3 separate regions of the Homo sapiens genome follow, and regions 2 and 3 are each linked to region 1. A link is an interaction called in ENCODE POLR2A ChIA-PET data of the cell type or tissue named here. Cell type or tissue: OCI-LY7. All regions are shown on one strand. Each heading gives the region's core, and the rest is flanking DNA. Links, peaks and the distances in the headings are about the cores only. Region 1 holds the start of LINC02427 (long intergenic non-protein coding RNA 2427). Region 2 overlaps PRIMPOL (primase and DNA directed polymerase). Region 3 overlaps IRF2 (interferon regulatory factor 2).

What was found. ChIA-PET counts read pairs that join two places held together with the same protein. Peaks named below come from ENCODE experiments on the same cell type or tissue, not always from the same donor. Only the 100,000 strongest peaks of a DNase experiment are listed, where the experiment ranks them.
Region 2: POLR2A ChIA-PET joins it to region 1 with 8 read pairs; 2 of 35 experiments call an interaction of 5 or more read pairs at or near these places.
Region 3: POLR2A ChIA-PET joins it to region 1 with 6 read pairs; 11 of 35 experiments call an interaction of 5 or more read pairs at or near these places.

What each region holds. Positions count from the first base shown.
Region 1 is chr4:184,534,619-184,544,909 of GRCh38, forward strand. LINC02427 (long intergenic non-protein coding RNA 2427) reads right to left here and starts at 2,965. Exons shown (of 3, transcript NR_147158.1): 1 at 2,884-2,965. RefSeq lists enhancers at 2,696-2,905, 2,976-3,305. In OCI-LY7, for the core only: CTCF peaks have their summits at 3,595 and 3,796; DNase peaks (open chromatin) are centred at 2,973 and 3,573; H3K4me3 peaks cover 2,421 bases; H3K27ac peaks cover 2,367 bases.
Region 2 is chr4:184,663,832-184,674,122 of GRCh38, forward strand. It overlaps PRIMPOL (primase and DNA directed polymerase), which reads left to right. Exons shown (of 14, transcript NM_152683.4): 6 at 2,086-2,233; 7 at 8,342-8,629. Among named protein-coding and RNA genes, the nearest start is that of PRIMPOL, 19 kb to the left of the region's middle. In OCI-LY7, for the core only: no CTCF peak of the experiment used is centred there; a DNase peak (open chromatin) is centred at 4,910.
Region 3 is chr4:184,447,822-184,458,112 of GRCh38, forward strand. All of the region lies in intron 1 of IRF2 (interferon regulatory factor 2), which reads right to left. Among named protein-coding and RNA genes, the nearest start is that of IRF2, 22 kb to the right of the region's middle. RefSeq lists enhancers at 5,685-5,744, 9,989-10,048. In OCI-LY7, for the core only: no CTCF peak of the experiment used is centred there; a DNase peak (open chromatin) is centred at 5,770; H3K4me3 peaks cover 965 bases; H3K27ac peaks cover 924 bases.

The DNA.
Region 1 (10,291 bases), core at 1,509-9,508:
AATCTATCATTCTTAAACTATGGCTCTCCCTCCCATTTATTTCTCATAACAACAGAGCAAAACAGAAACCAAGAAACAAGATCATAACTCAGAACACTGCAGCTATTTTTTCACAATCTGCCCACTTCTTAAATAGACATGAAATATTGTAACTAGCTATATTCAGATACTACAGGAAACAGAAAGACCAGAAGAAAAACCTCAAACATCCGGCCTTCATCTTTCCTCTACATTAAATCTACTTTTCTTCCTAACTACAAATGTCTCCTCTCAAGAAGTTAAAACTGGGCATAATGCCATGGAGAATGACCAGGTTCACACTTTTCCAGAATTAGCATTTCTCAGATAAACACGCAACCCACATATCAGGAAAATTACCATTTATCAGAGGGGACCAATCCTAAAAGTTCTGTTAGAACACCAGAAATGATATTGATATGCAAGCAACGCGACATATCGAGGGTTCTGTGAGTGTATATTCCTTTGGATCTTTCAGGAAACCTTTCAGCTATACTTATGGTGATAAGGTATATACTATAGTATACAGTATATATATATAGTATGGTGATAAGGTGTATCCTTTCAGTTTTACTTATGGTGACAGGTTATACTTATGGTGGAGTTGAGTCAGTGTCTTTATGGAGCTTTGCTGGAACCTAACATCTCTCTTGTTGTCCAAAGCAACAACCTCAGGAGATAACAAAAGAATCCTGGTGAGCAGAACATCAGCAGTGAAGACTGCACTTTTTGTCTCATGTATCAGTTGAAAATAAATGAATGGCACCTCTGACCTGGAACCAACTAACTCTGCACTTTAAGTGGCAGCTTGGGGCAAACTGAAGGATTTGATGTCAATTACTGTGTTTTATGGGCTATATATGCTGAAAAGATTTTCATTCTGTTTTGAAACAAAATAAAAGGACCTGGCACAAAAGTGACTATGCCCTGACACTCTGTACAAACCAAACTTGTGTGTTAACATTGTTTCAGATTTTTAACATCCCAACTTCACAGGCTAGACTGAAATCCCAAAATTTTACTTTTAGTACACTTCAATGATTTCTTATAAATTTCCCCACTTTGATATTGAATAATGATGATGATGATGGTGGTGATGGCAACAGACACCTCTTAATAAACACTCACTGTGGGCCAGGTCCTATGCTAAGCCCATTAAACGCATCAACTTGTCACCACTGGTACAACCCTACATGATAAGTATTACTATTTCCAGTTTACAGACGAAGAAACTGAGGTTCAAGGAGATTAGACAACCTGTCCAAAGTTACACAGCTAAGGGGTAAAGGGAACTTAACACCCAAGTCTGTGCTCCTTCTTCACTAAATCTTCGACTTCTTAGATGTCAAACTCTGAAAATTTTCTCTTTTTTCCTATAATCTGCCATGCTTCTACCCTTTTCCTACTTCTCTCCTACTGAGGCTGTTCAGGAATATCTCATGATGAACTCCAGCTCTAAATTCATTTGAAAAAATATTTACTGAGTGCTCACATTAATGCTTCATTCGGTGATTTGCAAAGGTTTCTTAGGAGCCCACTGTGTGCTAGATGCTGTGCTGGGTGCTGAGGATTCATCGGTTCACAACATTGACAAAAATGCCCCGCCCACGTGGAGCTAACATTCCAGAGAAGGCAAAAAGACAATAAAGATAGAGATAAGAAATACAGGGATGGCTCAAAGATAATAAATGCTAAAGGAAAGCAGGCTAGGGGAACGGGAAGAGAGAATATTAGGGAAGATGTACACGTGTGTAGGACTGCAATTTTAAATGTTAGGAAAACATAATATTTGAGCAAAGACTTTCTGGGGTATGAGGGTTAGTTTTATGTGTCAACTTGGCTAGGCTATTATTAATTATTATTATTTAATTAAATTATTTAATCAAACACTAATCTAGCTGTTACTGTGAAGGTATTTTGTAGATGCGGTCTGCTTTGAACGGCATTTCTAGCGGCCCTGGCCTTGTATTACACTGGACACTCTACTGATTACCAACTCACTCACTTTTGGGAGACTGTGGGGTTTAGGAACTATGTTGACATACTTTATTTTGAACTGCCTTCACAAAAACTGACAAGCAGGGAGGACCGGTAATATCACCCTTATTTTACAGACAAGAAACTAAGACTCAAAGAGGGAGACTAACCTGTAAGAGATAACAGAATAAATAGCAGAGCTGGGTGTCAGGCCACCATCCTATCCTTCTTGACAATATACTGGAAAGGAATTTGCAATCACTTCTAACTGCTCACCTTCCAGCCACCATTCACTCTTCAACCATTTCAATCTGACACACCCCCTAACTCAGATGTTTTGCTTTTTTAGGGGGGTGAGGTGGGGACTGTAGTTTTCCATGAATTACATACATTAAGGGTGTCTGTCAGTCAAGCGGCGCCTTAAGGAGATGTCTCATTCCCCCAGGCTACTGTCTTCAGAACAAACACATTAACCAAAACCAGTGAAAAGAACATGATAAGAATCCCGGGCCCAAGGATTACAAAGTACACAGCTCAGAACAATCTCTAAAGGAAGCACGCAGGGTAAAATACCCAACAGCCTCCTCTACGTTCCTCTAAATTTCCCACTGAAATCCCTTAAAGAGAAAACATTCACCACTACAATAATATCCAAGATTGTCAGCCTATCCCACAGTCTGGGAGGGATTCCTACAACTCCAAGGACGATGTGACCAAGGACAACAGCCAGCAGGAACCACCTGTGCTGGGCCCCCGCAGCGAGGGGCAAACACCTCTCTCCCGGTTCAGAGAAGCAAGATCTGTGCCCAACAAAAAACTAGACAGCCGTCTCTCTCTGTGGTGCCTGCTGCTTTTTTGTGAAAGAAAAACATAAGCTGTTCCCAATACCTTCCCAAGCAGCCGACAAACGAGGGCTCTTCCGCCTTAAACTTTCCCCATACCGGGCGGAGCCCCAAGCCACAGGAAACCTCCAGCAGGAAGTCGGGCTGCCAGGGCGGTGGCGGGCGCGGTGCATCCTGGGAGTTGTAGTCCGTTCTCGGAGGCGCAGGCGCAGTGGTGAAGGCGGGGAGCTGGGGGCAGCACCGCAGAGGATTGTACTTTTTCCTGAATGATACAGTCCTCCTTCCACATCCTTGGGGAATTGGTTCCAGGACCTGTGCTGATACCAAATCCGGAATGCTCAAGTCCCTGATATAAAATGGCGTAATATTTGCATATCGCCTACGCACATCCTCCGTGTACTTTAAATCTTCTCTGGATTATTTCTAATACCTAATGCAATGTAAATAATTGTTATACTGTGTTGTTTAGGGAATAATGGTAAGGAAAAGTCTGTACGTGTTCAGTACAGATGCAATTTATTAAAGGATATTTTCGATTCCTGGTTGATTGAATCCATCGGTGGGGAACACTGTGGATACCGAGGGCCAAATGTATGAGGGTGTCGAAAAAAAGTCAGGGGGTGCCGTTAGGAGACCTCGTTTCACAGAGGGAGGGTGATCTGATGAATGTCGGCCGCACAGGAAGACTTGGCTTGGAAACGGGTGTCGGCCTCCGTCCAGTCTCAGATCTGAAATGGACTGAGATAGCCCCCAAGTGGACAGAGTGGGGTGAAGAATAACCCACACGATCTACAAACGGGACTGTGGAACTGTGACAAAACGTCGTAGAATCAAGGAAGGCGAGCCGACGCAGACTCAGAGAAAGAACAAACCTCAGAGTCATCTACCTTATAAATAGAACTTTTTAAAAAATTTTTGGCTTCTTCAAAAACTATCCCCCCAAAAAAAACAACAACAAAAAGCACCAACGCATATTATATATTAGGACTTGTAGGCAAATGAACGTATGGCACAGTCTGGACTCATATACATCAAAATGTTAAAATTAGTCTTCTTTGGATGAGAGTGTTGCATTTTATAAAACTTATGTGTATTTTCCTCATTGTTTACAAAGATGAAATAATTTTTTGGTTTGAAATAAGTATAAAGAAAAACACATAGAGCAATTTTTAAACACCTTGGTATCTACGACAAAGTTTTATCATATTTACTTCAGATCCTTCCTCTCTTCCTTCCTTCCTTCCTCCCTGTTTCTTTCTAGAAAAGAAAAGAAAACCAAAAAAATTATGGCCGTGCACGATTGCTCATACCTGTAATCCCAGCACTTTGGGAGGCCGAGCCGGGCGGATCACAAGGTCAAGAGTTCAAGACCATCCTGGCCAACATGGTGAAACCCCGTCTCTACTAAAAATACAAAAATTACCTGGGCGTGGTGGCACGCACCTGTAGTCCCAGCTACTCGGGAGAATAAGGCAGAAGAATCGCTTAAGCCTGAGAGGCAGAGGTTGCAGTGAGCTGAAACTGTGCCACTGCACACCAGCCTGGGTGACAGAGTGAGACTCTGTCTAAAAAAAAAAAAAAAAAAAAGAAAATTGAATTTGACTAATGACTAATGAAATGGGTTGTGTGGAAGACCTGGGTGACCAAATAAAATGCATAACTGTGCAAGTCAAATGCCTGCCACCCAATCTTCATTCTTGTGGAATTTTGAAGTTGGCCAGATAGCCAGTCTCAAAAAATCTCCATCCCCAAAAAACACACATGCAAAAAACAAAAACTTTACAAGTAGTGTCCCTTATGTAGCCCTTTGTCCTCTGCAGGGAAATGCATACATACATACATAGATTCTGCAGAGTATTTATGTATATGTCTCTGTGTTTTTGTTTTTTGAGACAGGGTCTCACTCTGTCTCTCAGAACTGGAGTGCAATAGCACTCATGGCTCATTGCAGCCTCAACCTCCCCGGGTTAAGGTGATCCTCCCATCTCAGTCTCCCTAATAGCTGGGACTACAGGCACACACCACCATGCCTGGCTAATTTTTTGTAGTTTTGTAGAGATGGGGTTTCACCATGTTGCCCAGGCTGGTCTCCAACTTCTGGGCTCAAGCAATCTGCCTGCCTCAGCTTCCCAAATTGATGGGATTACAGGCATGAGTCACCATGACCAGCTCAACAAATTTTTTAAATCAAAATCATATCAAGTATCTTATCAGACTACAATGGAGTCAAACTAGAAATCAATAAAAAGAGAAACTTCAGAAACTGTACAGATACAGGGAGCTCGAACAGCCTGCTTCAGAACAACCATTAAGAAAAAAATTCAAAAATTTCTTGAAAGAAATGAAAATATAAACAACATACAAAAACCTGTGGGATACAGCAAAAGCAATGCTAAGAGGGAAGTTTATAGCAATAAATGCCTGCATCAAAAAAATAGAAAAGTATGTCAAATATACAACTTAATGATGCACCTCAAGGAACTAGAACAGCAAGAATAAATCACACCCAAAATTAGAAGAAGGAAAGAAATAATACATATCAGAGCAGAACTAGGAGGTTGAAGATTATACGGTATATATAAAGTCTTGATAAATTTTGACAAGAAGGCCTTTTTTCTTTACATCAAATAGCAGGATCTCACAAGAGAGAAAGCCTGCTACTTAAATAGAACATAGTTAAATTAGTTATTGGGACTGTGCTTTCACCTAATTAATCAGCTCCTTTTAGGGGAGGGGAGGAGTGGATTCTAGTGAGACAACCACCTGGGAATTTAAATCTACAATCAAGGAATATATAGTTGGAGCCAAAAGATGAGGTTCTTAATCAGAGAACTTAGATAAAACCCAGGAAATTCAGAGAAGGGAAAGCTGGAATTTTCTAAAAGTTAGGTATAAACAACCAAATATGGAGTCCAGCATAAAACATCTTTTTTTGTGATTTTTATTTCTTCAATTACTTAAGATTTGGCTGTTAGTAGTATTTATATTATTGATACTATATTTATACTATTATTTGGTTATTTGGATTTATTGGAGTATTATATTGATTAAGATAATAATACTACATAATAATATAATAAATAACAAATAATACTACATAAAAGATAACAAAGAAATAAAACAGTAACAGTCAATTCTCAATTATCTGTACTAAGGGAGGGGAAGGCCGAGTACAAATCATTAAGAATTATTAATCCCTCTAGTTGGGTGAAAGTTATGGCCCTTGCTTTTAGTGGCAATGGCACCTGAATCCTGACCCAGCTGTCAGCCAGGCATCCGAACTGCTGAGATAGCTTCCATCACAAATAAAATATCTAGTGAAACGCCAGGTGTGGTGGCTCACGCCTCTAATCCCAGCACTTTGGGAAGCCAAGGTGGGGGGGCGGTGAATCACGAGGTCTGGAGTCTGGAGTTCAAGACCAGCCTGGCTAATATGGTGAAACCCCGTCACTACTAAAATTACAAAAATTAGCCGTGTGTAGTGGCATGCACCTGTAGTCCCAGCTACTTGGGAGGCTGAGGCAGGAGAATCACTTGAACCCGGGAGGCAGAGGTTGCAGTGAGCCAAGATTGTGCCACTGCACACTCCAGCCTGGGAGATAGAGTGAGACTCCATCTCAAAAAAAAAAAAAATCTATATCTATATATATAGTGAAAAAGAAACTTAAAACAGTTCTGTTTTGACTATATCAACAGCAAAGTTTAAGTCTAATATAAATATTACTACTATAGCCAGGCATGGTGGCTCATGTCTGTAATCCCAGCACTTTGGGAGGCTGAGGCAGGCTGCTTGAGGCCAGGAATTCGAGACCAGCCTGGCCAACATGACGAAACTCCATCTCTACTAAAAATACAAAAATTAGCCAAGGATGGTGGCGCAGGCCTGTAATCCCAGCTTCTTAGAAGGCCGAGGCCCAAGAATTGCTTGAACCTGGGAGGTGGAGGTTGCAGTGAGCGGACATCATGCCACTGCACTCCAGCCTGGGTGAGAGAGCAAGACTCTGTCTCAAAAAAAAAAAAAAAAAAGAAAAAGAAAAAATTACTGCTGCTATGGTGACTTTGCCTTTGAAAGTTCAGCAAACACTTGTGAAATGTGCACTATGGAAATGGGTCGTGTGCTGAGTGCCAAAAAATTCAACTCCCAACCAGTGCAGCTCACACCTCGTGGGTGAGGCAACACTGCAGGGGGCCCTGAGAACCCTCCTATGCATGGGTTGATTTTCCCAGCCAGTGGATACTTAGAAGACAAGTATTATCTTGTTCACATTTTATTTTTAAAGGGGTCGTCTCCACACAAATGCCACGGATCACAAAAAATGAACAGGGCGTGGTCTCTGCCTTTGGGAGCACGTCATCCACTAATATATATTCTGATTATCATAATGATGCTATTTCGTAAATTAGGAATGATTTTTCAAATTTAACAAGAGGAAACCGAGGCACAAAGAGGTTAAATAATTTTATTATTTCCAGCGTAACTAAATAATCTCCCAATAACATACTAAGTCTCAGTTCTACTAACTTAAGTCTAGTTTTCCTTTCTCCCGCTGAACTATTCAATGTCTTACCTCATGGTATCTTTTTTACCCAAGAAATCAAAGCACTTTGACCACATTACCCAATCTGTTTTTCTGTGCCTAGTTAAATTTTATCTTTTCTCAGTTCGAGTGTTTCAAAACTAATTTTGCACCGAGACATTTACTTTAGTGTGTTTTATAACAGAGTGAACTCTGCTAAAAAGATTTCCATTTAATGGACTCTCCCAGTTGACCTATTCTACCCATAACCTCAATAATATATCTGACTAGTGCCACTGGCGCATGGAGGCTTTTCTCCAATATGCCAACTTCCTTTTTCTTCCATCAGTTGAGATGTTAGTTTTCCAGAGTTAGTTGTTGTCTTAAAACCCACTGGCACCATTTGTACTTACTGTTAACATGTAATTTAATTAAGCTGTATGCAAGACAAGGAACTATGAGTTCAAAACAAGAGACTTGCTGTTTCAATGATAATCATTGAGTGCTTTGAGGAAAGGCAAGAAAGCTAAGTGGCTGAGAAATGCTGTTTAATTAGACTATACAAAGAATGCTTTTCAAATACATTAAAGTTTTCAATCCACTTTAAAGAAACAGACACTGGAAAATTGGAGATGATACATATGGGGGTGATTTATGCAAGAAAGACTTCATAGGGCCAGGTGTGGTGGCTCACGCGTGTAATCCAGCACTTTGAGAAGCCGAAGTGGGCGGATCACCTGAGGCCAGGAGTCCGAGATCAGCCTGGCCAACATGGTGAAACTCCATCTCTGCTAAAAATACCAAAAAAAAATTAGCTGGACACACACACACAAAAATTAGCTGGGTGTCGTGGCACATGCCTGTAATCCCAGCTACTCGGGAAGCTGAGGCAGGAGAATCACTTGAACCCGGGAGGCAGAGGTTGGGGTGAGCCGAGATCACACCACTGCACTCTAGCCTGGGCAACAAGAGCGAAACTCCGTCTCAAAAAAAAAAAAAAAAAAAAAAAAGACTACATAGAAATGAGGTCAGCAGATCTATATAAAGAGAAAACACCTTGGCTCTACCTATAAAAGATTGATAAATGAGTGTATTTTTATTTTCAGTTACAATGTTTAACATTTGTTTCTATTTCTCAACTCTCCATTTTTACTAACTTTTGTAATTATACAACTACCTACTAATGTAAATCACATCAGTTAAGAGAGCTTCTGCTGTATTCTTTGACATAACTGAAAATAATCTTCAGGAATTTAGAAATTAGGATTGAAGTTCCCCCTGGATTAGGCAGTGAAGCTGATTACTCTATTGGATGATTTGCTTAGTTTTTGATTCTGTAGTTGACTTTGCAGAATTTTTTTCCACGGTAAATTCTAAGTTAACAAATTTTTTAAAAATCCAATCCTACTTTTTCAAATCCTGAGACACTATCACACCTCCTTAAAAGAGCATCAGTGATAGAAATGGATTCATTAATAAACTGAGAGACCATCTGAATTCAGATGAAACACTAGCTTTATTTCCATAATGCACCAATTATTAAATACATGAAGTTTCATTTCAAGGGCCTGAGCTTTAAACCTACTGCAGATTAGGCCATTAAGAGGGGCTGATGGGTTCCATATGCATGAAGACCCACTGAAATTGACCAAACCGAGACAGATATTAAGCAGCCAGTAAACCTCACTAGCAGTCTCTTAAAAATGCAAACCAAAACGGCAGCAGAAAAATGCCATGTTTTTCCTATCAGATGAACAAACTTTTAAAAGAATATAATGTTTATATTGGTTAGGATGTGGAGAAATGGATAGAGTAGAAGGGTGTATTGGTATTACTTTAAAGGGGATTTGGCATGATATTGAAATTATAAATACTCTTCAAGTTAAAAATTCTGCTTCTTGTCATTTATCCTAGAGAAACGCTTGTACATGGGCACAAAGAGTCATGTAAAAGGACATTCATTGCTTCATAACTGCAATCATGAAAGATCAAAACCAATCTAAAAATCAGCAACAGGAGAACAATGACATAAATTGTGACTTATTTATAGCATGAAATATGTTGCAGCAGTTAAAGAGAACAAGTTAAATCTAATATGAAAGGTTGTCAAGGACATACGATTTAGTGAGTGGGGGCGGAGTAAACTATGGCATAGAAATACATCATATGATATGGTTTATGTATGAACAAAAATATTAACGCATAAAATGCATTGAAAAGGGTCTGGAAGGATCTACCTGAAACTAGTAACAGTGTCTACCTCCAGAGGGAAAGACTGGTATTGAGGCGGTGGTCAAGATGGATTTTGCTTATCTTACTGTTTTAACTGAAAGTGGGTTCATGTATTACTCATACATTTAAAATATATATATAATAAAAAGCATTAGGAAAAAAAGCCAAAGTTCTCAAACAGGTTAATCACAAAAGAAAAAATATAAATGGCAAAAGAAAAAGTGAGAAAAAGTTCCAAAAATATTTTTGAAGAAAATTTTTCAAGGATTATTAATAGCTCTCTCCTTGGATGATGAAACTATGAATGAATTTTTTAAACTTCTCTTTCTACTCTTCCATATTTTTAAAGTTTTCTATAGTGGAAACACATATAAGAAATGTTTAAAAGGCTGAGAAATGGCTGGTAAATCCTAACTAGCATGTTGTCACCTTTAAATCTTACTCTGACAGACAGCATATAGTCCATTTGGAGTATGTGGAAATTTATGATGAAAAATTCCCATGGAAAAGTGATATTTGAGGTGAGTGGCCCTGTCCTGATGTCATATGACAGACAAACACACTGATGTGTTGGAAACCAATTCTAAAAAATTCTACATTTTAATTATTTTTCTTAAAGCCCTGATTTGTAGTGTTTGCTGATTTCCATAGTGTTATAATTTGAATTGTGTCCTCAAAAAGATATGTTGAAATCTTAACTCCCAG
Region 2 (10,291 bases), core at 1,059-9,058, 130 kb after region 1:
TACTTTGTATGCAATAAGTTTATAATCCAGTAAGTACTTTTTCCTTTGAGTCTTACTGTGAGGAGGCATAATTAGGTTAGCTCTTATGCTAATTTAGCAGATGGTTAATAATAATTGGTGATAATGTAAAATACCCTGTGGTTCAGTGGCTAAACTGACACATTTCAATAAGCCCCTTCTCCACAGTTAGAATGAATTCTGGTGCTAATGTATTTTATTAGGACCACATTTCAGGGCAACATTGTCCACTCATGTAAGTTTAACTTCTGGATTTTATAATTTAATTATTTAAGTAACTTAAAGTTTTAATTAAAGTTAATCTTGGGAAATAGAATTTAGGAGAATATGATTACTTGTCCTACCTAAAGCATCACTAAATTTATTCTCTGTAGCTCCGAAAGTACAGAAGTCGACTTCATTCATCAAATAGTTTTTAGTCCCTACTAAGTGTCAGGCACTGTGCCCAGGCACTAGGATTACCAAGTGGTAAGTCAAAGAGACATAATGTCTGATGGCATACACTTTGTAGTCTAATGGAGGATAATACGTTAGGATAGATTTAGCTGCCATAATAAAGACCCAAAATTAAACTGGCTTAAACAAGACAGAAACCTATTTCTCCCCCAAGTAATATCTAATGTGGCTCCGTACTGTTAGGGACTAGGCTTGTTGCTTTGCTGTCCCTAAGATGTTGCCTTCTTCCATTGTCCAAGATGGCTCATACCACTGTGTCTGCATTCTAGTCAGTACAAATGGAGAAGGGGACGGTACGCCCTTTGCCTGTTAGAGGATCACTTAGAAGTGGCATACTTTCCTTCTCACGTCCCATTGGCCAGACTTAGCAGCCACACCCTGCTGTAGAGGAGCCTGGGAAATGTAGTCTTTGTTCTGGATGGCCTCCAATCTAGCTAAAAAATTGGGATTCTGCTTCTACAGAGGGAGAGAACAAATATGGAGGAAGAGCCCCTGTAATACAGAGGAAACATGTCAAACTAATCACATAAATCAACCTAAAATTGTAAGTCTATAAAGAGAAAAAGAGTATGTAGGGGGAATTTGATGTAGAGAGGGAAATCAAGGAAGCCCTCTCTGAGAAAGAATTTACAGAAGAGTAAAGCCAGAGGGCATGAGGACAGTGTGGTGTTAGAAGAATCCCAAAATATCATTAAAAATACAGTTTATTGCGTAACTTTGAGGTATCTAAACTGACGGCAGTTCATAAACATTTTTGCTCATGTCAAGATAATATTGCATGGTAGTTCTTAGTAGCTTCATTTTGCAAATGAGAAAATTGAAGCTTTAGGGACTTGTCCTAAGGCTGCACAACCAAGGCTTTTTTAAGCAGTTACATGTGCTAAAAATTTCCATTTTCTTTTTTATTCCTTAAAGCAACTCCAAAAGGTAGCTGCTATTATTATTCCTGTTTAGCAGCTGGGAAATGTTAAGGTTTAGATTTGACCAAAGCCATAGAGCTGGCAGATGGCAAAGCCAAAACTGACACTGACCTGTCTCTGACTCCAGCCCCCGTGCTTGCTGCCTTTCTATTGTGCATGGCCTTCATGCCCAGTGCCTTGTAGTCTCAGAGGCTGTATTCTTAGAGCTGGAGTCAGGCTCAATATGAACTAGACACTTTCTGGTAATTAAAACCATTAAAAAAAATGAATTAATGACTTTTTTTTTTTTTTTTTTTGAGATGGAGTCTCACACTGTCACCCAGACTGGAGTGCAGTGGCACCATCTTGGCTGACTGCAATCTCCGCCTCCTGGGTTCAGGTGATCTTCCTGCCTCGGCCTCCTGAGTAGCTGGGACTTATAGACACCTGCCACCACGCCTGGCTAATTTTTATGGTTTTAGTAGAGACTGGGTTTTACCATGTTGGCTAGGCTGGTCTCAAACTTCTGACTTCAAGTAATCTGCCCGCCTTGGCCTCCCAAAGTGCTGGGATTACAGGCATGAGCCACCACGCCTGATCAGAAATTAATGACTTTTTAACTCATAGATGATATATAAAGAGATGCTTATTGCTTATAGAAAAATTTTAAAACAAAAAATATAAATTATTTGCATTTTACTTGTGTTTTTAGTATGTGTGTAAAGCACTTCAAGAGTTATACGGTGTTAATTGCTCAGCTGAAGATGTTTTGAACTTGGATTCTAGCACTGATGAAAAATTCAGCCGGCATTTAATATTTCAGCTCCATGATGTGGCATTTAAAGATAATATTCATGTTGGTAAGTACACGGCTTTTTAAAAATCATGGAGTTGTATTCAAAACTCATATGTTCTTATTCCTCTTAAAATTTTGTGTGTACTTATCAAGTTTTATGGTCATTAACTTATCCTAAAAAATGCGATGTAGGCTGAGTGCAGTGGCTCACACCTGCAATTCTAGCACTTGGGGAGGCCATGGTGGGCGGCTCACTTGAGGCTAGGAGTTTGAGACCAGCCTGGCCAAGCTGGCAAAACCCTGTCTCTACTAATTAGCCGGGCATGGTGGTGCATGCCTGTAGTCCCAGCTACTCGGGATGCTGAGGCACAAGGATTGCTTGAACCCAGGAGGCAGAGGTTGCAGTAAGCCAGGATCACACCACTGCACTCCAGCCTAGGCAACAGAGTGAGACCCTGTCTCAAAAAAAATAATGGCAATGTGTTTCTTCATGTTTTCAAGATGTTCCCTTAGCTTTGGACCTGTCTTTCTGTTCTAGACACATCAACCTATTCAGGACATCTTTGGCATTTGCATCTCTAATCCTAGATACTGGGATGGCCATCCATGTCCAGATAGTGGTTTCTGCTCCAACATGATTTATTTCAGTTTCCTGGAAAGTGCATGAGAGGCCTTTCCATTTCAAGCCTTATCTGCAATCTCATTTCTGGATTTCTGACCTTTGCTTCGGCCTTGCTTTGGGGCTTCGGTCCCAGGTCGTATCAAAGATGGCTTGTTTATTGTTCCAGGCAGAGCTTCAGGGTTGGGATAATTCTAGATGTACGAGTCTGAAAGTGAAACCAGATTATTTATCTCAGGCCTGGGCCCAGGTGTAAAACAAAGTCAGTCCAAAGGAGAAACACATAGTTAGAATGGGAACACCATATGAAGGTCTGAATAAAAGCCAAATCCTGAGTGCTTATCAAAGCAGGGGTGGGACAAGAGTCCAAACAGCAGATGATTGACTGAAGCTCAGGTAACAGGTAATTCAGTTCAGAGCTGCTAGCGTCTTAGAGTTTCACGGCCACCTAGAGTAAAAGGCGTGGACATGGTCACTAAAGCACTGGCATGAAAGCCAGGAACCTGATTTCTGGATTAGGGGAAGGTGGCCACAGAGACCCAGCATGCTGTTTTCACAAGGCTCTCGTCACCTGCCTGTTTCCTGGTAGCTCAGCTGGACGTTCCTTCTCAGTCTCTCTCCCTCATCCTGTGAGAAACACAGTCACCCATCCAAACCCAAAGAATGGACTTAGAGGCATGGAGAACAGTGAAAGTGAGACTTTTTTTTTGAGACAGAGTCTCGCTCTGTCGCCCAGGCTGGAGTGCAGTGGCACGTTCTTGGCTCACTGCAACCTCCGCCTCCCGGGTTCAAGCGATTCTCCTGCCTCAGCCTCCCGAGTAGCTGAGACTACAGGCGTGTGCCACCATGCCCGGCTAAGTTTTTGTATTTTTAGTAGAGGCGGAGTTTCACCAGGTTAGCCAGGATGGTCTTGATCCCCTGACCTTGTGATCTGCCCGCCTTGGCCTCCCAAAGTGCTGGGATTACAGGCGTGAGCCACCGTGCCTGGCCGAAAGTGAGACTTTTAATAACGGCCTTACAAGATTGGGTGTCTGGTAGACAGGCACATTCAGGGCAGTTACAGCAGGTAATTTATCTCCTAGCACGCAAGTCCCTCCCCCAGTTCCTCATTGGCTGAGTACTATGGGGTTAACAATCTTTCCAGACATCACCTAAGTTTCATTATCCCCCTTATAAGGTTATACCCCATCCCCTTCCCCACTTGAGTTTTGATTTTCCAATAACAAACTTTCTTCCTTTTTATGGGCTGACCCCTCCTCTACATTCTGTTCACTTATTAAGACTTTCTAGGTGCATGAGCCGTGTGGTTTGTTACATTTGCAGGCTGGCTGCCGGTACTTAGATTTATCATGGCTTGAAAATGAACCATTTAAAATGTTTTCTCACAATCCTTCAGATATTAGTAATGGTAGAGTCCATCTTTGACCCTCTTCCCACTCTATCCTCACCCTTGATGATCAGCCACCATCATGGCTTTGATATGCATCTATGTTGATGACTCTGAAATCTTTATCTTCAGCCCAGATTGTTCTAGACGTCAGACCCATCCAGCCAACTGCCTCTAAACACTCCCCACACAGATGGTTCCAACTTGGCATGTCCTGTGCTGAGCTCCTCATCCTTCCCCAGAGTCACATCTTCTCCGTGATGTGTGTATCAGTGAGTGGTGTCACCAGTTACCCAAGTAGACACGTTGGTATCATCCTTGCCCTCTCTGTGCCTCTCGCCCTACTTAGCCAGTCAGCTGGCTAGAGTGCGCTGATTCTGCCACCTGTGTGCCTCAAACCCTCCAGTGATTATTCGCTGCCTTCAGGCAAAAGCATGGATGCCGTAGCTTGCAAAGCGAGGCCCGCTGTGCTCCAGCCTCATCTTCTGCCACCCTGCCCTTTGCATTCAGCTCCTGTCCTGGGCCACATTTCCTCTAGTCCATGGGCCTTTGAACCTTTTGATGCTGCTGTCTAAACCGTTGTGCCTCCAGATTCACCTGGCCTGTTAGGATTCTGTAGACGTCAAGCTATGTGAGAAGCTGTTTCTGTCATATCTCAAACCCTAAGCCTTACTTGGATTAGTGTTCCTCTGGGTTGCAGAGAACGTCCAGGGCTTATGGTGTCAAAGCATTTACCACTTCCTGAGGTCATTTCCTGTTTTCTTTGTCATCTCCTCTATTCTACTTAATGTTTCTCTAGGGCAGGGACTGTTTCTTACTTTGGTATTTCCAGAGCTTAGCCCATAATAAAAATATCATTATCAATAATATTACTAATAATATTATTAATTACTAATATTATTAATTATTAAAAGCGATTATAAATACAAGTCGGCAGCCTCATCTCCCGCCACCCTGCCCTTTTCATTCAGCTCCTATCATGGGCCACATTTTCTGTAGCGCTTGGGCCTTTGCACTTGCTGATGCTGCTGTCTGACACGATGTGGTCTGTTCACCTGGTCCTCCTTACCATTCGTGCATTCATTCAGAAGGCATTAATAAATACCTTTAGGGACTTGTCCTAAGGCTGCACAACAAAGGCTTTTTAAGCAGTTACATGTGCCAGGCACTGTGCTAAGTCCTTAGTTTCATTTTCTTGTTTACTCCTTACAGCAACTCCAAAAGGTAGGTGCTGTTGTTACTCCTGTTAAGCAGCTGGGGAATGTTAAGGTTTAGATTTGACCAAAGTCACAGAGCTGGCAGATGGCAAAGCCAAAACAGACACTGAGCTGTCTCTGACTCCAGCCCCCGTGCTCGCTGCCTTTCTGCAGTGTGTGGCCTTCATGCCCAGTGGTATCTGAATAAATCCCTTCCAAATGAAGCGTGAATAGTGAGGAGGGACTGCCGTCAGGGTGTGGAGGCAGAGTGCCAAACAGGCTGTTTCTTTGCTTGCCGTGTACTGGTCATCGTCTGCTCCATGGCTACTAGCCACAGGCCGAAAGCTGAGAATCTCTTGCTCAGGAAGAAGGAGAGAATAGAAATTTGTGAGGTACCAGCAGTTTCTGCTACAGGTATCTTCTGAAAGCAGATGGCATTCATCTGGGCTTTCAGTAAGATTTCATTGTATAGTCAAAGGTAAGAAAGCCTTTACAGTCAGAACAACATAAGCAAAACTATAGAGATAAGAGTGCGTGGCTCATTTGGGGACAGTGAATGGTCTAGTGTGGCTAGAGAGATGCGATCAGGCCTTCTCCTGGGCTGCCAGCTCAGCCCCTTTCCCCTAGAATTAGGAGCTGCCAGAGCCAGAGGTGCAGAGAATATGAAGTAATTCAGAATTTTTCCTTGTTTCTTCCTTTAGTGTGTCTTTTGATGACATTTCTAGTTGCTATTGTCAGCCTTTCAGAAAAGAGAATTCAGTTAAATGTAAGAGATCATAGATCTTGATCTGCCTAAAAATACTCTTCTGCCAGTTTGCTGTCATACCTGAAATTTCTATGACTGACTAGTCTTTTGAGTTATTTCCAGCAAATTAGATAGTTCCTGTCCTCATGAGGGTTGGGGGCAATAAGATCCTGGAAGGGAAGTAGAAAGCAGTGTGGTTTGCTGGACCAGTGTGTTAGCGTTGATGCTAGTGACAGTCATCAGTCATGGTCCTGGCCATGGTCGCTCCATGCCAGGGTTCCAAGACCTGTGGCCTCCCCAGCACTGCCATTGCCACCATTTCTGCAACCATGCATTCTCTTCCCTTATTGTCTGGGGTCAAGTAGCTGCAATGTTAAGTTTTCAGGAAAATTAGCTTTATCAGTTTAGGTTTATATGGCTTTGTTGTCCTTTGATATGTTGTGATTTCTTTTCACTTGGTGTTTACTTTCTCTCCTTCATTGCAGAAGTAATCCATCCTGTACCAGCATATCATTGCAAGCACCAAATGCTTTTGCTTTGATTTTGACATTTAGTGCTTTATAAGAAATTGGATTTGTTTCTTTGAGTAGGAAAGTAATTTTTTTTTTTTTTTTTTGTGAGACAAGAGTCTCACTCTGTCACCTAGGCTGGAGTGCAGTGGCATGATCTTGGCTCACTGCAACCTCCACCTCCCAGGTTCAAGCAATTCTCTTGCCTCAGCCTCCAGGTAGCTGGGATTACAGGTGCCCAGCACCACACCTGGCTAATTTTTGTATTTTTAGTAGAGACGCGGTTTCACCATGTTGGCCAGGCTGGTCTCAAACTCCTTACCTCAAGTGATCTGCCCACCTCAGCCTCCCAAAATGCTTGGGATTACAGGCATGAGCCACCACACCTGGCTGAGTAGGCAAGTAATTAAATCTAATGTGAAGAAATAAAAATGTGAATTTAGAGTATGCATTTGTTAATGTAAGGGCCCAAGCTTTCTGGTAAATAAAGTGAAGAATGAATCTAAACAATAACAGTTCTACAGATTAAAATTAAATTTTTCTTACAGTATTGCATTTCTTGAGTATTGTTACACATGAAGCAACTTAATAGCCAAATTATTTGATTTCATGGTGTAAATAATATGTCTGAGTTTGAAGAAGTTCTGGATTTTCTTACCAACTTTTCATGGTACAGATAGTACTGCTGTTACTCTGAGTTCTTAGAATAAATGTTGAAGTGCAGTAAATGTATCGAATTGCTTTTGTTGTGGATGTTAGCTCCGAGGCCGTAGTCCATCGTGTGCCCAGTTTGAGGCAGAGGTAGGAGCAGCAGCCTAGGGGCTGACGGCTGTGAGAGCCAGGGTTTGCAGGGCGTGTCGTGGCAGGTAAAGGAGAGCAAATGAGCTCTTGAGAAATTTGCCAGTGCCCTAACTCCCCGAGATTTCCTCAGTGCTTCTGTCTGTTAGCTGAGCAGCAGTTTCTTCATATAAACCTTCATTCTTCATTATTATTATTATTATTTTTATGATCTCTTAAGGGCACGAGAGCCCTTCATTCTGTAATCATTGAATGTGAAGATGAGTCCTCCCAGTATGTATTAATAAGTAGTGTTTTCTTGATGACAGCCTCTTAGGCTCAGGCCCTACCAGCAGCATTGACGCATCTTCTCAAATGAACTTTCCCTTCTAAGATAATTTGTTTACATCTCACACCAGGCTCCCAAGTCAATGGAATTGAAAAGGTAAAAGATTTCACAAAAGGAAGTCACAGGAGTGGCATATAACAATTTATAGCGACTCGGTTTTTTTTTTTTTTTTTTTGGTAAGATGGAGTCTCACTCTGTCACCCAGGCTGGAGTGCAGTGGCGCGATCTTGGCTCACTGCAAGCTCCGCTTCCTGGGTTCATGCCATTCGCCCACCTCAGCCTCCCAAGTAGCTGGGATTACAGGCGCACCACCACGCCCTGCTAATTTTTTGTATTTTTAGTAGAGACGGGGTTTCACCGTGTTAACCAGGATGGTCTCGATCTCCCGACCTTGTGATCCGCCCGCCTCGGCCTCCCAAAGTGCTGGGATTACAGGCGTGAGCCACTGTGCCCGGCAGCAACCCAGTTTTGAAACCAGAAATCAAAAAATGGTTTTCTGTGTAAAATTGTCATATGTGGATTCCTGGCTAGACCTTAAGATGCGGTGTGTGGAGAAGATCCAGGTGAATGATAATAGCTTTTTTCCTTAGGTAATTTTTTGAGAAAAATTTTGCAGCCTGCTCTTGACTTGCTTGGCAGTGAAGATGATGATAGCGCTCCAGAGACAACAGGCCATGGATTTCCCCATTTTTCAGAAGCACCTGCAAGACAAGGATTTTCTTTCAATAAAATGTTCACAGAAAAGGCTACAGAGGAAAGCTGGACATCGAATTCAAAGAAACTGGAGAGGCTGGGGTCAGCTGAGCAAAGCAGTCCTGACCTTTCATTTCTAGTTGTGAAGAATAACATGGGAGAGAAGCATCTTTTTGTAGATCTCGGTAAGTAAGATTGACAGCTTTCTCCATCAGACCGCCCTGGTGCTTTCGTGAGAGACGGGTTGGTGCCCACTCGTCACCGTGCTCGGGATTCTTGCTTCCTCCACTGCCCAAGTCGCCAGCACGATGCAACCAGTGAGTTCAGGTGCTGGGAATCTGTGAGGTTTTTCTCCAGAGATCTTAGAGGGGTCCAGGCCGGCCTGAGCTCCAGCAGAGGATGGCTGTGGCTGGCTTCTGCTCTGCATGTCCAGAGGATTCCTGCTGAGGGAGTTTTACAGGGGACAGTTGGACCAGCTTCCTCCAGGACTGCTGAGAGGTTAAGTCAGAGTACAGAAATTTAAAAAACAGACTCGGTATAAAAGCAGTACTCGTGTGGCGCGGTGAGCCTGGGTGTTCTCCTCACCGAAGATCTCAGTGGTAGTGGCAGGGCCCATTTCATCAGCTTTCTTGCTGTGTTCAAACCAGTGATTTCTTAACCCAGTGTGGTTTGCTAGGCCCTGGTCTCAGAGCCTGAGGATGTCAGAAGCCCTGGGCTGACAGGACTTGAGCATGATTCAACAACAGGCCAATCGAGACCCTAACACAACAGCTCCCATTGGTGAACTGCACCTCATTTTTATACTGAGGCTCTAGCTTGTGATTTCAAAAGCCATGACAGCAGCAGGTTTTTTCTTTTTCTTTTTTTTTTTTGAGACGGAGTCCCGCTCTTTAGCCCAGGCCGGACTGCAGTGGCACAATCTCAGCTCACTGCAAGCTCCGCCTCCCGGGTTCACGCCATTCTCCTGCCTCAGCCTCCGGAGTAGCTGGGACTACAGGCGCCCGCCACCGCTCCCGGCTAATTTTTTGTATTTTTAGTAGAGACGGGGTTTCACCGTGTTAGCCAAGATGGTCTCGATCTCCTGACGTTGTCATCCGCCCGCCTCGGCCTCCCAAAGTACTGGGATTACAGGCATGAGCCACTGCGCCCAGCCTCTTTTTTTTTTTTTAAGATGGAGTCTCGCTCTGTCACCAGGCTGGAGTGTGGTGGCACGATCTTGGCTCACTGCAACCTCCGCCTCCCGGGTTCAAACGATTCTCCTCCCTCAGCCTCCTGAGTAGCTGGGATTACAGGCATGCGCCACCACGCCCAGCTAATTTTTGTATTTTTAGTACAGACGGGGTTTCACCATGTTGGCCAGGCTAGTCTCAAACTCCTGACCTCGTGATCCGCCCGCCTCAGCCTCCCAAAGTGCTGGGATTACAGGTGTGAGCCACTGCGCCCGCCAGACAGCAGCATTTTTGCTGTTGGCTGTGAACACCTTGGAGAGCTTCAGTGTGTAAAGGTTGAGGGAAAGTAGGTTTAAATTATAGGTCAGATTCCCAGGCCAACAGTGGTACTGAAATGAGGGACGTGTTTCTGCTGGATTGCATGTTTTTCTAGCACCTCTGGCAATCAAGCACCAGAACTTGGAAAGACAGAGGAGTGTGAGGTCGAGCAGCCACACGGGCAGAGGCACCTTCTTCCAAGCCTGACAGGTTTTGCTTTATTACCAGAATATCATCTCCGGGTGGGACTAGCCTGCAGTCAGTGAGGGAGAGTGCGTAACAGGAAGTTGATCCAGGGAGAGCGGCAGTGGCCAGTACCCGTCTCTACTTCTACCCCAGCAGAACACAGTACCCCAGGTC
Region 3 (10,291 bases), core at 1,084-9,083, 87 kb before region 1:
TCAAGGAATAATGAAGGAGGCAGGGCACCGAAATTCAACACCTAGCCCTGCATCAGATTCTCCTGCTGCAAGGGACATGACTGAGACATTCCAACAGGAACAGGGTCTGCGGGTGGGAGGCGACTCACACAGCGGTGCTAGTTTCCTGATTCTGATGGCCGTGCCAGGGTCTCAATGGAGACTATCTTCGTTACAGCAAAGACACATTCAAGTACTCAGGAGTGATGGGATATCAGTATTGGCAAGTTACTCTCCAAAGATGTAGAAAAATAATTCTTTGTACTATTGTTAAACTGTGGTGGAAGTCTGAAATTAGCTCAAAAGAAAACGACTTGGCCAGAAAGACAATACCAAGTAGGTAAGTAATTTCCAGTACAGAGGGAAAGACGACGACAGCCTTTCTGCAAATACAACAAACTCTAGGAAACCCCCTTTGTGGTGCTTAAATGAAGCTGCTGGCGGTTTATTCGTCCTCCGTGCACCAGGATGGTATTAATAAGCACATGCATCAATCACTTTATCTATCCATCCATAAGGGGCAGCTTAATCAAGCAACAATTAGCTGAACAAGGAGGCTCTAAGCTTCATTTCCTGGGGGAGATGAGGAGTGATGGTCCATAATTCATTTAAATTGTTCAGTTGTGTAGAAGAGGAGAAATAAGACGGCCAAAGAGCTCTCGTGCGTATTTGAGAGAAAAGCGCTCAGATTTAGGCGCCAAAGATTTACCTCCAGCCAAACTTCTGTGCTAATTCAATAGAAGTTATTTATGTTTTATATTTTAAAGCACAGAATTGGTTTCCAAGTCACTCTGCCTCACCTCAAAGTTAAGGTGGAAGAAAAACCGCCAGAAGTGCCATCGCTGGGTCACTGATAGATTTGCAAATTGTAGATGTTTGTCCTCCAGAGGCCCCTCCACCACCAGTTCTCTGCAGGACACTTCAGGGTTCCCAGCGCCCCAAATCTGGCATTCCCAGAATAGTTTCATTTTCGATCATGACAACAGTTCCCACTCCCACAGCTTTTCAAGCACTTGGCTCAGGGAAGACCCACTAGGAGTAAGGGCTTTGCTTTTTGTTTCTTGTTTACAACGTTTCCTCGACGTGTGCAAGACGGAAGCCTGAACAACTGTCAGTTCCACTTGCTCGTACTTGGCTGAACACTGCAGTTACTCCCCTGGCCTCGGACTCCGGAGAAGAGCACACAGCACTGTCCAAGAACAGCTCCCACACTGAGAACAGAAACCGAAACCAGGGGTGAAGAACCGATCCTTCCTTCCACAAAGCCTGGACCAGGCAGCCATTCAGACTGCTCTCCTCGGCCCCCAACCCCAACCCAGCTCTGCCCTACAGCCAGAACACCCTTCCAAAAGCACAAACAGACTCTCATCATTCCACTGCCTAAAGCCTGTCCTTACCCCACAAGCCTCCAGCGAGGGGTCCGTCCCAAGTCTCTGCGTCTGTCACCCCTCAGCCTCAAGAGCATCCCCTCTCCCAAGCTAACTCTTACTCATTTTTCAGATTTGGCTTCAAAGTCACTTGACAGCAAACCTTCTCCATTTCACCAGGCCAGGCCCCCAAATCTGTAGACAAGAATCTCCATGAGGACCAAAGTCAATTCTGTTTTGTTCACCATGCTATTCCCAGGGCCCAGAGTACGGCAGAGGCCAACGCTCAATAAATATTAGTTGACTAAATAATGAACTTGCTATATACGCCCAGCACAGTGATACGCAATGACGGAAGGAGCTTGCAGCCTAGAAAGAGAAGACAGGGACACAGGCAATCACAGTGAGGAGAAGGATGAACTGCCATCAAAAGAAGCGTGCACCAATGCGTGGGAAATGCCATCTAGACAGGCAGTCGGGGATACCTTACCAATAATGCTTTAAATGACTTTAGGTTTTCAAGATACAATCTGGAATGTTGTTTATGTAGATCTTGTTTATTTTATACATGGGAATTCACTAGAAATGTACTGATGTTCACCAACACTGCGCTGGCCGTTACCAAGAACTATGGTATGTGGTTAGTATGGTGACCAAGCCAAAATGGAGCACTTCTGAATGTGAATGGGGTCTCATTAATACTGACACCTGAAACAGATATAAAGAGCGACTGTTCCTGGAAACACCAGGATGTGAGAAGCCTCTGGTTGTAGGGGCTAGGTATACTGACGCAGGCTCACCGTCTTCTATTCAAAATCTTGGGGCCAGATAAAGTCTTCAGAATTCAAAAGTGTGTGGATGTTAGCAAGATAATGCGGTACACATACCATATACCACAAGGAACAAAACACCCCGGAAAGTAATTAGGGCAGAACCCCTTAATCCAACACAGTTAATATTTCTGCAGTGAAACACGAACATTCACACTGATTGGGATAAATAAAAGCTATGAATAGCTTCATGTCAATTCAGGGCAGACTATCCTGCCAAATGAGTCATGATAATAACTTTCAGTTTCAGAGCATTTTGGATTGCAAATAAGGGATTTGGGGCTTGCAGTAGATTTCAAGTTATTTCAATCTTTGGAATATATTATTGTTATCACGCTACACGAAAAATCAGCATCATTTTCCTTAAACTGTATTTATATTACACATTAATCTGGCACACACTAGGCTTAATGTAGTGAATAATAGCACTGTTTAGTTCTGAAATGAAAAAATGTAATGCAAACTATTTCTGCTTATTAGAAAGTGGAAAAATACTTTTCCTAAATATTTTTATAAAATTTGAAATCTTAAGTAGCCATTTAAAAGTATTATTTCCTTTAAGTCGAGTTTACCTAACAATACGTATGTGCTTTACCTTACCAATCAAATACATAAAATACTTATAAAATAAGAAAAGCTTTAAATATTTAGATTCAAAATTTCTTTAAAATAGTCTCCCTAAGGTTCCTTTATGATGGCATTTGTAATATCATTGTTCTTTCTCCATGACATTCTAAATATTTGATTTAAAAACTAAAGTTATTATAAAAATACCTTTCCAAGGATCACGTTAAATGGCATTTGTTTGTTTGTTTGTTTGTTGCTGTGCATGCCCTATGAATGACATCCACACCGTCCACTGAGACCAGTACGTAAGCAACTGCTCCATTTCACATGCCCTCCTCCTCCACGGAAGCCCTGGTGCAAACCGAAAAGACTAAATACCCAGAAGCACAAATGCAAAAACAGACACAGGAATTGTCTGGCAAGTTTACCTCCTCCATTTCTTTTATCACGTAATTTTGAATCAAATGGCAAATATTATGCAACGTGAGAAGTTGAAAAGCACTGAACTGTTTAGATTCCATGGTACTTGGGTAGAAATTCAGTTCAAAGAGGCACATACTTCCTCATGAAAGTGTGAAGAAAGAAGAAACTCTAAAGGTAAAGAGGGTCAAGGTGAAGGGGCCCCAGAGACCTTCCTACCATAAGGGCCAAGGTACTTAAATCAGCTTCTACATTTGCAGGCACTGAATTGTTTATAAATATATACATGCAAAAGTCCAAAGTTGCTTCACAAAATTGTTCTCCTGATGTCTAGGGAGATAATAGTGGTGGTGGGGATTGTGAGAGCAATGACTATTCACTGGGCACCCATGATGCACTCAGCATTAAACTCTATACATTATCTCATTTAACCCTCACAGTAACCCCATGGGGTCGTTCTCATTACTATCCTCATTTTAAAAGGGTGCTCTGGCTTAGCCCATGCCAAAGCTGACTCTAGGTCATCAAACTCCATTATCATGAGAACTGAGGATCCAAAAATGGGCTTCATCTTCAGGGGTATTCTTGGTAATATAGAACCCCTGGGATATAGTATTTTTCTACATGTGCCATTGATCCTGAAACATAAATGCTAGGAAACTGGTTTCCTTCCCCAGCTGGCACTGGACACCACACTAGTTCCTATGGTTGTCTCCTCCTGTCAGGAAAGTGAACATTGAAGTCCCCCAGGCCCACAGATCAGAAAGAAAACACAAGCCAGAATGTTCCCTGGGGCCCTTCCCAACACTTTCTGCTTGCTCAGTCTTTGTTCAGAGTGAAAGGCAATTAAAAATACAAATCCCCCATAAACAGGGATGGAACAAGAAGATAAGTTAGCAGCTGTCTGGGACTCTTCCTAAAAGAGGAAGCCTTTTGACCCTGTATGACCCTAGGGTTGCACCAATAAAAACATACACATTTTTTGCAATCTCTCACACCAAATGCAGCAGCAAAGACAAGCAAGGGTTTAAAGCCTGAAATCCCTACACAATCTCTGTAAAACCTTCACACCTCTATTTGGAGACCCTCCTCAGGTGATGTAGGGACCCAGGCCAGGCCCAAGTCCCCCCAGCACTGCAGTCATGGGAAATGATGCTGGCAGAGGTGACAGGGGCAACGACAGCAGCACAGGGGCACAGGAGAGCTGAGCAAAGGGGCTGGCTCTCCAAAGTGACCATTGCTTCTTTCCAAATTATACCGCTGCACAAAGAATGCGAAGACCATAGGCTTCGGCCCAGGAAAAGCATTCTGCACCTGTCCTACCTGATGAATCAAGAAGCAGAGTGAAAGACGAGGCCATAGCCATATCCAGAGGCTCCCAGAAGGAAGGAGTCTCATCACAGCCTCTCTTTGCTCATGTTCTCATGCCGGCTGCCATGGAAGTGCAGACCGGGCGCAGCAACAACATGGACCGTGGAGCTCTGCGGCACTGCCTGCTTTCGCCCCCAGCTCTATCATTTAGCTGTGACTTTGGGCAGGTTACTGACCTTCTCTGTTCTCATCAGGCTTTGTGAGGATTAAATGAAGAAGCATGTAAAATAAGGCAATGCGGTGGCTCACACCTGTAATCCCAGCACTTTGGGAGGCCGAAGCAGGAGGTTCATTTGAGCCCAGGAGGTAGAGGCTGCAGTGAGCTATGATCATGCCACTACACCCCAGCATGAGCAACAGAGCAGGACCCTGTCTCAAAAAAAAAAAAAAAAAAAAAAAAAGGGAAAGAAAGAAAGAAGAAATAGAGAGAGAAGAAAAAAGCAAATAAACATGTAAAATATCTAGAATAGTGTTTTGCATCTTACATGCACTATGGGAGTATAAAATAGGTACAAAATTTCCAAACAGCAGCTTGGCCAAGGTATTAAAAATTTTAAAACTACACCCTTGGACCCAGCCATGTCACTTCTAGGAATGCTTCCCAAGTAATCTAATCATGTGTGAAACATGCTGTCTTAAAATTAAAAAAAGAAAAAACTACAATGATCTTGAAATCTGATGCAGATACACATGTAATATTCTTTTCTGTAAAAAACAGACAACATGAGAAAACTGTGAATTGCAGATAAATTACCTTCCAGATACATTTAAATTATGAAAATCTAAGAGTATTTTTTACTCCATCATTTTTTTAAAGAGCATTTTCTAGAAAAATTTATGCAAGGCCATTAAGACCTAAAAGGGTAGACTGACTTTTAAAAGTATTTTATAAATTGAAACTCATGCTGGGACCCTTAGGTGTGTTTGGCCCTGGGTCGCAGCATCTAGATGGCATCAGCCTCTGCAATTCAGCAAAGCAAGAATCATGCACAGATTTCAAAGCATATGGACTCGAGCACATACTGCATTTTCAAAGCTTCTTTCCATATGGAAAACGGGAAAAGAAGTGATCCTATATTTCCCTTAATCAGCACGTCCTCTGAGCACTGCCTTTGCAGTACAGGAGAAGTAACATGACCTCGAGAAGGCACAGCTCCTCCTCCTCAGAGTGCAGTAGGAAGTTCCTTTAAGACTGTGTCAGCCTGCAGTATGCAAGCCGGAAAAGACCTCTCAGTCCTCTGATGCAGACACTGGAGACGTAACAGTATAGAGAACAAGTTCAATAAGAGGAGGCACGTGGGAAAAGGGTAGACATCAGAGTGGATAACTGAGCCATGCTGGCTTGAGGAGGAGGAGCGTGGCAGAAACGGCAGGACCTGAATTACCTGAGCTGTTTGTGTCACCCAGTCACCTTTGACTTCATTTTTGAGCTCCACAGACCTCAAAAGGTGTGTTTTGCCCCTTCAGGAACACAGAAAAGACAAGGGGACAAGAGAGAGGAGATGTCAATGTGGTCAGTATTTGTGAAAAGTCAAATAACAGAAACTCAAAGAGCCAGCATACTGGAACTGGAACCTAAGAAAACCTATTTGCATAGAGCAACAAAATTGCTGCTTTCTGACTTCAATCACATCACTAGCAGACTACCTTGAAAACCAACGCCTTCCCAAAAACCAGTTGCCTGAAAATAACCTGTTCTGAAAGGTTGATTTGAAGGGCACTATCTTTTCCCCTGGATGAGAGTAAATGATTTCCTCCCACACTCCACATCCACAGGCTGGCCCTCAGGATCTGCTTCTTGCTGCCACTTTTCCTTTGAGGATTTCCTTTAAGCTGTCCCCTCTGCCAGGGAGCTCTCCATAAAGGTTACCAGCTATTCTTGGTGTTATTATTATTAATTATTATGGAGACATCCAATTTAACTCTTTATGTTCAAATCTGGTCAAGCTCCAGCACACAAACTATAAACTTACGCACTACAGTTTCCGCTAGTTTGATTCTATTCCTGGGATAAACCATCCCAATTACCAATGAATTCCAACTGGAAAAAGAGCCAAAATTGCTACCACTCTAAGTACAGGAATACCTCCGAAGCAAGAATCCATGTCTCCTCTGCAAGCTGCAGAACTGTCTTCAAATATTTTTGGAAGATACCTACTGCCTCTCACCAGTTTCCGAATGGTAGCCAGAGGTGGGAGGGTCGGATCTGGCATCCATTGGATGGTCACTATTTCCCCTCTCTGCCAACCCCTCCCAGGACCACAATGATTTCTTTTCTTTCCCTCTCCTTGTTAAAGCATAATATGGTAGTGGGAGCTCAGATTTGGCGTCAAGCACACCTGAACTGGAACCTCACCACTCACAACCTTCAACTTCGCCAAGCCATAGTTTCCTCATCACTAAACAGAGATCTTAATAGCAACTTAGCAGAGCTACCGTGAGAAGAAACAGATAAAGGCTAGTTTATGTTAGGAGGAAAAGTATGAGGTGAGATTTCCTTGGTCTCCCCTAAGACTTCCCCAAAGAAATTCCAAACAGTAGGGCCCGTGCTCCACCTAACTGCAGTGACTAAGTCAGTGTTCCACAAGGAGCAAGACGATGTCCAGGGTCCACCTTCTGTAATAGAAGCATATTCTCCACCCTGCACATTCTTGGCCAGATTAATCTCCCCAAATGGCTCCTGACCTTGCAGAAAATCCTTCCATGGTTCCACAACGCCCATTGAATAAAATCTGGACTCCTGGCCACCATAATTCATCCCCATCCCACCTTTCTAACCTCTTGTTCCCACTGATTCCCTCCACCTTCTTCTTCTAACCTCTTATCCCACTGATTCCTTTCTTCTTCCTCCCCTCCCCTCCCCCTTCCCTCCCTCTCCCTCCCCTCCCCCTCCCTTCCTTCTTCTTCTTTTTTTTTTTTTTTTTTTTTTTGTAGAGAAAGGCGTCTCCCCATGTTGCCCAGGCTGGTCTCAACCTCCTGGCCTCAAGTGATCCTCCCATCTCAGCCTCCCAAAGCGCTGGGATTACAGGCATGAGCCACCGCACTCAGCCTCCTTCCACCTTCTGATGCAACCAAAGCTTACAGCTTCAGGTACTTGGCAACGGGCTTATCTCTGTATAAAGTCCTGTGAGGAGGAGTCCCATCTCACTCATCCCAAAATACCGAGCACAGTAGCTTGCACATAATGACATGTAGTAATCACTCATTGATAAGAAAGTGGATGAATCCCTCCTGGAAAACTCACTGAGGGCAAGGGCTGAGGAGGATAAGGCGGATGATATTAACTATACGTTGTGATGGATAAACTTATGAACAAATGATAAGCAAAGGAAATAAAATGACTACAAAAAGCATGCAACCTAAAAAAAAATTTTACTATTTACATGCCATTTTCCGGGTGAATCCGGCTAAGGATGTTAATACACTTTTGAATTACGTTGGTTCAACTTTTCATTCCAAAAACCTTACCCCGAGCCAACCGCATGAAAATCGCTGTGTGCCAAGCATTATCTAAAGCTCTGTGGAGTATACAAAGATGATGAAGACATGATCTCTGGCCTCAAAGGACTTACCCTGCAAAGACGAAGGTGGGCACGTCAGTGTTAAAGCAAGCTTTCAAGCAAGACGTGGTGTCCCGGAGGTGAGACTCGAAGCCTGCCAGGAAGAGCACACCGGAGTGGGTGCCTGCCCTGCGGCCGCACACCCACCATCACTGATCACACTGATCACGGGCGTCTGACACACTGGGTTCGAGTTCCCTCTCTGCATCAGACTCACCCCCATTAGTTCATTCGCCTCACAAAAATGTGACTCTGCACTTCAAATAGATGAATTTTTTTCAAAGGCCTATGGGGAAGTTTTAATATTTTATGTAAAAACCCAGAAGAGAGGACTCTGGAAGGCTTCCTAGAAGAGGGGGCATCTGAACTGGGCCTGGAAGCCAAGGGATCCTCAGGTGGAAGGGAAGAAAGAACATTCCCAACAAAAGGAAGAACAACGACAAGGGCAAGAGAGGGGTGGCGCCCGCGTGTCCGAGCCATTGGTGATACGAAGAAGCTGCGCCACGGGGAACGTGAGAGCCGCGGTGGAGAAACTGCTGGAAGGTTTCCCTGAAGCTGCGAGTTCAGAGTCAGCCATGTGTCCTCGCACCTCAGCGAGGGTCCCTGCCGACTGAGCGGAGGAAACCCCTCGGTCCAGCCAGGGCACACACCCGGCTGACGCGCTTTCCTGCGGCCCGGTCCGCCCTCCCTACCGGGAAACCGGGTGCCTGAGCCCAGGGGCACCAATGTCCTGCAGGCGCCTCTGTGTCTGGACAGCAAATAACAATTGGAGGACCAAGTCAGTCACTGCAACTGAATTCAGCCAACACGTACTGAGGGTACCGAGTCTACGCGAGTCCTGTGGCTCGGCCCTCCACAACATACAACCGGTTCAAACACGGCAGTTAGTGATAATACAGTGGAGACGGTGAAATACTGAAATAAACCACAGGAATATCTAGGCCTTTGAATAACATCTTCCAATTTATCGCCCCAGGGAAGTGAAGAGTCCGGCAAACATCCAGTCAATGCCATCAAGGCAGCCGGTCACCCCAGCTGTGAGGGCCTCGGCACCTGATGGCCACATCTCCCCAAACACTCTGTAGCTGCGTCGGATGAAGAGTGTGAGGTGGTTTGGTTAACACATGATACAGGTGGAATAATGCCTCCCAAGTATCCCACACGCTAGCCTCTGCGACCTGTGAATAGACTGTGTTATGTGACAAATGGGAATTAAGGAGGCAGGTGATTTAAAGGTTGTCTGTTGACCTTGACAGAGGGGAATTTTCCTGGATCATCCATGTGGTCCCAATGCAGGGAAGAAGCCTCAATATGGCACGGGCAGCTCTGGGGCTCCCTCCAGTTCCTGAGTCCCACTGGCTAAGGTTTGCACCTGAGGTGTTCGCCCAGCCCTTCTGTGGCCCGGCGTGACGTCACTCGGAAGACCTGGGGACACTCTGGGCGGATAGGAAGCCCTGTCCTAACTTCTGCCCTATGAAGGCATTGTTTCTGGGGGTCTTGCCATTATCCTTGATTCTCTAACTTGGGTTTCTTACCTGAATTTGAGCCAACTGTCTTTAATTCCTCCTCACTTGAGGATTATAAACTTACTATAATCACTCTCTTTACAAACCAATTCAAAACAAACAAAAGAGAGTACAAAAAATATTTTTGTACCTATTCATCATTTCCTCTTAGAAACTTATATAAAAGCACCTCAAAGACAGGCCTGGCTATTATCAAAGGCACAACCCAGTCCTTCCCGCAATGGACCGCAGACTACAAATGCACACGCCTCAGAGCTCCTCTCCAACGCTGCAGGTGCACAGCTGCGACACGCCCTGCTGCTAACAGTCATTAGCTATCATTTTCTGAAATGCACAGGGGAAAATGTTCCAAATCCTCAAAAACCTTCCAAAAAAAAAAGAAAAAAGCTGGCTGTATCCTCGGAACAAAACCCTTCCTTACTGGGAAACAGGAACACATGCACTGAGTGAGATATTTGTGGCCACCAGGAACTGGCTCTGACACTCCCTCCTTCATCTGTTTGTTCCAGCCACCCTGGAGAGTGGTCCATGCACCAGGAACGGAAGAAACTGTCAACCCTTCATGTCTTTGCTCTTGCTGTTCTTTCAACCAAAAATGCCCTGCTCACCCACTGGCCACCAGATGACATTGC